3 separate regions of the Mus musculus genome follow, and all the other regions are linked to region 1. Evidence: chromatin loops called from intact Hi-C (ENCODE). Cell type or tissue: left cerebral cortex. All regions are shown on one strand.

The links. Peaks named below come from ENCODE experiments on the same cell type or tissue, not always from the same donor. Only the 100,000 strongest peaks of a DNase experiment are listed, where the experiment ranks them.
Region 2: it touches region 1 in a loop (2.8-fold over the local background); 3 of 42 quality-filtered maps call a loop at or near these places.
Region 3: a loop joins it to region 1, with 3.0 times the contacts of the local background. A loop is called at or near these places in 10 of 42 quality-filtered maps.

Annotation. Positions count from the first base shown.
Region 1 is chr16:11,690,656-11,693,155 of GRCm38, forward strand. All of the region lies in intron 18 of Snx29 (sorting nexin 29), which reads left to right. Among named protein-coding and RNA genes, the nearest start is that of 4833415N18Rik, 88 kb to the right of the region's middle. In left cerebral cortex, a CTCF peak has its summit at 1,335; DNase peaks (open chromatin) are centred at 305 and 1,241; H3K27ac peaks cover 1,897 bases.
Region 2 is chr16:11,578,360-11,580,859 of GRCm38, forward strand. The region is part of intron 15 of Snx29 (sorting nexin 29); the gene reads left to right. Among named protein-coding and RNA genes, the nearest start is that of Gm32100, 4.1 kb to the right of the region's middle. In left cerebral cortex, a CTCF peak has its summit at 1,394 (motif pointing right); DNase peaks (open chromatin) are centred at 6, 245, 868, 1,478 and 1 more place; H3K27ac peaks cover 790 bases.
Region 3 is chr16:11,473,400-11,475,899 of GRCm38, forward strand. The region is part of intron 13 of Snx29 (sorting nexin 29); the gene reads left to right. Among named protein-coding and RNA genes, the nearest start is that of Gm32100, 110 kb to the right of the region's middle. In left cerebral cortex, no CTCF peak of the experiment used is centred here; DNase peaks (open chromatin) are centred at 1,092 and 2,328.

The DNA.
Region 1 (2,500 bases):
CTTTCAACCCTTAATACTTGATAGAGAGAAAAAAAATAGAGAGACAGGGGGGCAACATTATTATTAGACTACTTCCTGTGACTAGGAACTTAGAGTTCCTTGAGGCAAGTTTGATATTGGCTGTCCAATTTTCTTCTTCTTTGTGAATGACTATTTAACAAACCACAACTAACAACAACCAACCAACAATCGACAACCAACAACCCATCCCGCCTCTCCAGAGCCCTAACATTTATTTATATACCCTCTGAAAAGTCATAGTTGCAAAAACCATCTGCTGCTGGCAAAATCGCTCCCCTGGGAGAACACTAGGCAAGGCATAGCTGCTGTGGACAGTCTGAGTCAGCCCCATACCCACGGCAGAGAGTAAAACAAAACACATTCTTATTTCTGTGGGTTGTTTTTTCTTTTTCCTAAAGAAACCAGAATTATCACTATAGCAGACAGGCAATCCCTGCCCACAGGAATGTTATCATTCTGATACCCTGTCTGTCTCCTGACCTTAGCTAAGGCTCTTGCTTCTCTACCTCTTGCTTTCTCTGTCTTTGACTATGAGGGGCAGGACAGGATTTATCCGCATCCCACTTGGGCCTGACAACTGAATATATTAGAGGAAGCTGTTAGCCTTGAGGGTCTGGACCTGTCATGAGTCTAAGCTAGAATGCAAATGGGCAGATAGTAAGTTCAGCAAAACTGTGTATGCTAGATGTGGTGGCACACGCCTTTAATCCCAGCACTTGGGAGGCAGAGGCAGGTGGATCACTGTGAGTTCGAAACAAGTCTGGTCTACATAGAAAGTTTCAGGCCAGGCATTCAAAATAAGTCACTGTCTCAATAAAACAAAACAAAATCCCCAACAGACAAACAAACAAGACCATGTGTTTATTGAACCCCTATATTGCTTCAACATAGCCAAAACAAGTATTTCTTCCTTCCTCGTACTGTTTTCCTGCTCTCCTGCTTACATGTCTGCCTCCACTCTCTCACACATTTACTCTTTTACCTCCTCAGAGCGGTCACAGGGTGCCACATCTGTGCTCAGTGCCAGGATGGAGCAGATGGTCTGAGTCCCTGTACTCTTTCTCCTGTCTGATGGCGAGAGGATCTGTACTCAGGCTATCAAGAGGCAGGCCATACATCGTCAGTGTGTGGAGAGGACCCTGGGACCACAAGCTGCATAGCAGCTTATGCCTGGTGTTTGTACGGAAGACAGTCTCTAGCCACAAATCTGAAATACTAGGCAAAGAGAGCAAGGGGCAAGGGAGGGGCAGTCAGTGTGCAGGGACTGTATTGTCGGTTGTTGATCTGCTCTTTTCACCCATGTGACGCTGGTGCCTCCCAGAGACAGCACTTCAACTGACACCATCCAGAACTGACTAAAAGCACCCCTTTTCTGTGTTCAGAGCAAGCCCAGAGACATACTTGCTGCCAGCACGTACACGTTGGTATGATAGATAGGCCTTCTCCCATCTGGGGGCACACCTTCCTGGGAGCCTTGCTGGGCTTCCTTGGAGCTGTACAAGCTCTGCCTTTGAGCTCAGCCCACCCACTGTCAGGTCCAGTCCTGCTCTTTGTGTTTCTCATTCCTTGGTGGTGGCATCCAGAGGGCCTGAGACTGAACCAGTTGTCTGACCCTGCCAGAGGGGTCAGACAGTGAGGGAGGAGAGCCTTGGAGGCTTGGATCTGCTCGCTTCTTCCTTTCCCCCTTTGGATAGGTGGCTTCAGGATAGTGACTGCTGATGCTTGCACCCCCACAGCATTCTATAGACCCTTGCATCCTTCCATCTCCACAGTGTGTTCACCTGACTTAAACCTACCTGGAGCTCTGCACTCATTCCTCTGCTTTGTTTTCTTCTTCTTGGTCCCAGCCATTCCTCTTTCACTTTGGCCTCTCTGCTCCCATCTATAAACGCCTCTCTCTCTGGCAGGCCTTGGCTTCTCGGAATCATCTGAGGCTCAGTACCTTTGAGATGGATTTTGAGCCTGGCAAACAAAGGAATGAATGAAAAAATGAAAAGGAGAGGGGGGATGGGGAAGGGGGAGAAAGTACTTACCTCATTAGGAAGGAGCTTTGTCTGGTGACCCTGAGCGAGCCACTTCACCTGATGAAAGGTGGCCTCAGTGCAGGCCTTCTTCTGCAGAGCTTCTCCTCTGCAGCCTCTTAGCTCCTTCCCTGACCTTTCTACCCATCCCTATATATCATCCACTGGGTGCTAACTGGACACAAACCCTTTACGCTTGGGGAACTACACCAGAGTGCCTGATGCTTCCACTATGTAAATAAGGATTGGAAGCTGGAGGGGTGATGTGCTTTGTGAGCATGTGTGGGGAGTGCTAGCCCTCTAGACAGGCAGACTCCTCACTCTTCCATCACACGCCCTGTCAGCTGGAACCCCTGACATGCGGCTGGAATGGTGGCTTCTCTTTGAGATGCTATGCCTCTTGGTTTGTAGGCACACTCATTGATTGATTAATTCATGGCGCTGAGGATGGAACTCAG
Region 2 (2,500 bases), 110 kb before region 1:
CTTTCTCCTTCCTCATAGCAGATAAGGGATTCTCTTTGTCTCATTTGGGTATAATGTAATACACTTGTGATCCTAGCACCTGGGAGGCGGAGGCAGGAGGATCCTGAGTTTGAGGCCAACCTGGGTTGTATAGTTGAGACTCTGTCTAAAAAATCCAACCAGAGATGGAGGAGGCTGCTCAGATGCCTAAGTGTTGGTTTTGTCTTTGTGGCGGCCTGGAATCTGGGCCTGCCTCTGACCGGGAGTCTGGAGTACTTAGGAAGGAGTAGGCGAACTTCCACAGAGACACACTTGGAAGATGATCCAAGGCTCTTCTTTTGGACAACAGATAAAAATATTGGTAATTATAGTGGCTGATTTCAGCTCCTCAGCCCTCCAGTATTTTGAGTCTCTGTTAGGTTTCTCCCTTTATGCAGGAAGAAGCTTCCTGAAGCCAGAGTCGCCTGGTCTTGATGGAAGAGGTTCAGGGCTGTTCTGTTGGTGCTGGGCACACCTTGGGAGGGATCAGGGCTGTTGTGAGCACCAGATAAGCTGGCCTTTGTTTTACTTGAAAAGCCTGCTGCTTGAGGGTAGAGCGACAAACTTCAGAGAGCAGACAGCTGATGTGACTGAGGAGACCAAGGTTTGCCAGCCTTGTACCGAAGTCTCTTCTGGCTACAGTGACTCACCTGTACCTCAAGGCATCTGAAGACCACTGATGTGTGTGTTAGTAAACTCTTGCTGCTGCCTTCAGCCTCATTTCTCACCTTACCTAGAACTTGTTTCATCTTTCAGAAGCACATCTTTGCATGGGGGTTGGGGCAAGCTGTCTAACTTGACAACTAACTTGATTCCTTTTTTCTGTCTTCTATCCTTGACTCATCTTTCCTTGTTAACTTTACACACACACACACACACACACACACACACACACACACACACACACACAAGGCGGGTTTATTGGGAAGCTTCTCTCAGCCAGGAGAGTTCACTGGACCCAAGGACTGAGGTTGGGAAGTTGCCATGAGGAAAGTGGGGGAGGGAGTGGGTCAGAGAGAGAGAGAGAAAGAAAGAGAAAAAGGGCATGCACACAGAGAGAGGAGATGAAGAGAGAGAGTAACTTATTTTCTTCACCTTTAAGATCTCATCTGAAGAGGGTGTGGTGGAAGGTGCCTGTAATTCTAGCACCTAGCAGGCTGGGGCAGGGGCAGGGGCAGGGGCAGGGGCAGGGGCATTATAAGGTTGAGGCTCGCTTGGGCCACTTCTCTGCTCTTCTACAAACTGGGTTCGGTCCCCAGGTGTCCTCAGCATCCTTTGTATCCTACATCCTGATCCTGATAGGGCAGCTTTCTCTGTACTTGCCTTGACTGTGTTCTCATTTTGCCCTTTCCCCAAGTCTGCTCTGCTGCAAGCCCAGCAGATGGCAGTAGACGTGCCCCAATCATCACCATTCTAGCTGTTCTAGCCCTAGCATCCAGCAGGACCCCTGGCATCTGACTGGTAACCCATTTAAACAGCATTTTCGATGAAGACCACAGGGAAGCTAGATCAAACTGGCTGAGGCAGACACAATACATTTATTTACTAAGTCCTATTTCAGTTTTCTCCTTGGGACCATGTGACTTGCTCAGGCTACTGGGGTATAAATAGAACTGCTGTGCGGTCCAGGCTGGGGGAGAGATCAACTGGAGAACGAACATTTCCTGGTTCTTGTTTTCCTTGCAGGGTACCTGTGAGCCATGGATTCTGTGTGGCCCAGCCACAAGAGGGCCCGAGTCTGGGTCCCCAGGCTGCTACTTAGAAGGCAGCCTTGCTGTTTTGCTGCTGGGCCCACTGTAATCTTTGTAAAAAGGAGGAGTGGGATTTTTATCTGTTTAGCCAGGGAACTATTGGGGTACTTGTTGCTGTCCTGCTTATCTTCAGTCCAGGACAGTCTGATTTTAGGCATGGGTAATTCCCCTTCTGTTCATAGATGGCTGTGATTCCCCTGAGCAAATCTTTTCTTCCAAGTTCACATTCAGAGAAGACAAGGCTTTGCTTCTTTTATTCCTGGCCAAAGCTTTGAATTTATGCTGGCAACCCAGCTGAGCCTCCGCTCTTGCTCTTCATCTGATCACAGGGTCTTGCTTCTGCACTGAGACAGCGGAGAGCCCTGGTCAGATGTGGGGAACGGAGAATAGGGAATGGGATGTACTTCGAGGGGAAGGAAGGATGCCATGGAGACTCCAGCTTACGTTAGCTCACAGCGAACAAGTAGTGAACAGATGAGCGCTTAGCGGTGAACAGACCTTCTCCCTTGTTTTTGGGACTCTGCTCTACCAGCTGAGTACTCTTCATCCAAGGGTCAGTGAGTGCAGAGACGGGGGCGAGGGCAGTATTTGAGACCTTGCCATGGAGGGGAAGGTGTGCAGGTCCTTTGCCTGTCAGCTTGGGTGGGCTAGGGCAATTGGGCTGCAGGAAGAACATGTGCAAGTTTGGCAACCTGGCAGAGATACTTAGCAGTGAGACAGGGATGACACTT
Region 3 (2,500 bases), 220 kb before region 1:
AGAGTGAATTCTTCCGGCTATTTAGAACATATGGTCTCTGTCATGACCACTGAAGCTGTCCTAGTGAGAAGACAGCTACAGATAATACATCAGTGAACAGGCCCGTCTGGGCATTGCTAAAATTTGGTATACAGAGAAGGGTAGGGGGGAGTTTATAATAGGTAAATTAATGTGTGGGTATAGAAGCCTGGTGCTGGCTCAGAAGCTTCTAGTCTATGATAGCACCTGGCTGCAACCGCTTTGTTGACTCTGGGCTGAGTGCTTTAAATAGTATGTCTGGTGCAAGGTAGGTGTGACCTGAGTGCAAACACTCTTGATGCCTGCTCTGTGCTAGTGTCTGAGCTGAGCAGCAAAGTGAAAGGAGACAGTCTTTCTCCAGGGGTCCTGGAGGGCAAAAGAGCCTGCTCATCATGTACTTGTTGGTTCTGATGGCAGATGGAGAATCCAGGGTTGGTACGCTCTTTTAGACAAGTTGGTCACCAGCCTTTCTGGGGAGGCCCTTAAGTGATAAGACTCTTGATCATGTGGAAAGGTGGTATAGGGAGAGGGCCTTATTTATGTCTTTATTTGTGTGTGGGGATTCAGAGTTGGTCCTCAGGTGTCCTCCTTTGTTGCTCTCTGACTTAGTGTGAGACAGGGCCTCTCAGTGAACACAAAGCCAGTGATGTGGCAGCTGGCCAATGAGTTCCATGACCCCCTGTTCTACAGTGCCAGGATTACAGGCACACATAGTCACACTGTTTTCTTCTTCTTGCTGAGATTTAGACTCAGGTCTTCCTGCTGGGAGGAGAGGTTTCTAGCAACGTGAGAGGGCAGCTTGTTGAGGTGACAGGAAGAAGCTTGCCAGGGCAAAGGCCAGATCTCCTGAGCCTAGACATTTGACTAATGTCCTGTACAAGCAGAAAGCCACTGAGGGTGCAGAACTGGAACTCACAGAGTGAGAGGAGCATTTCCCCTGGGTGCAGCGCGGAACACAGAGACCAGAAGATTGGAAGGAGTCAGTTCTCCCAAGATCTGGGGGAGGGGACACTAGTCTAGTCAGTATGGCGGACATCTGTAGAGATGCCGAGTAGGGATGGATGTGGATGTACAAGCGATGTAATAAGGATGAGTGGAAGAGCAGTGGGAGGGGAGAGGTCCAAACGGAGCTGCTGAGGCCTCTGGAGAAGTAAATGGCTCAGTGCTTAGAGCACTTGGCTGCTCTCCCAGAGGATCCAGGTTTGATGCCTAGCACCCACATGCTCACAACTGTCTGCAACTCCAGTTTCAGGATATCTGGTGCCTCATCTAACCTCTGCAGTACTACACACAGACGGTGCACAGACATACACACAAGCGAAACACCCAGACACATAAACAAACAAAGAAGCAAGCAAATAAAAGGGAGAAAACAGCAGGAAAGACAACAGAAAGGAACCCCTAGAGGAGTGAATTGCCACAGAGCAGGACTTAAGGAGGGGAAATGAGTGGGTGTGAGAGATTTTGTAAGTCACTTCTTTTCTTGAATGAGTTTGTGTGGTGTGCCTGTGTAGGTATGCATGTCCCTATGCATGGACATACACATGCATGAACAGGCATGTGCGTGAGGCCTAGAATTGATATTGGGTACCATCCTTGACTGCAGGGTCTCTTGCTGCACGCAGAGCTCACTGAGTATGACAGTGAAGTCAGATGGCCCTTGGGACCCTCCGTCTCTGTGTCCTCAGTGCTTCAGCACATGGGCAGCTCCCATGCCACTGGCTTTGCTGTTTGTGTGGGGCCGATGGTCCTGGCCCATGAGCTCCAGTCCTCGTGCTTGCTAACATTCGAATTATTCACAGAGCGTCTCTCCAGCCTAGTGGAAGTTTAACCATGATGTTTCCCTCTGGCCTGGCACTGTTGTGATATTTGCTACTGTTTAAAAGTGTGTTCTTTTTTGACTGATAACTTCTCACTTGGAAGTGAGCTGGCATCCAAAAGCTGGAGGAGTGGCCTTAGCTGTCCTATTTGAGCTGACTTATTTTAACCACAGGATTTTCTTTCAGGAAGTAGAGTTCACACAGAACTCATTTATCCATAGCAGCTCCTCCCACTGCTGTTTTTGAGTTTTCCCTGCCATGATATGAATGAATCAAGAACTGGCCATGTTCAGCCTTCTGCAGGATGGGTCAGGAGCGCATAGCAGAACTTTGAGAGACACATGAACTTCTTGAAATGAGTGAGTGTTAGGAAAGACTTCACAATTCTACACTTTCAGTTTGTCACTCTGGAGTGCAGACACCCCATCTGCAAACACCCTTTTCCTCACCACAGTGTGCTTTCTAGTGACTAAGTGTCACATAAAGGGCCTGTTAGCTTGCTCAGTGACTCAGTGGCATGAAGAGAGACCTTGCTGTCATTGTTGTCTCAGGTCGAAAGTACAGAGGAAGACAGATGGGTGCAGGCGGGGGCCCGGGCCTCCAGCTCCTGGATGCGCACTCAGCACTCACTCAGCGACATGCATTGTGGGAGCTTACCATTC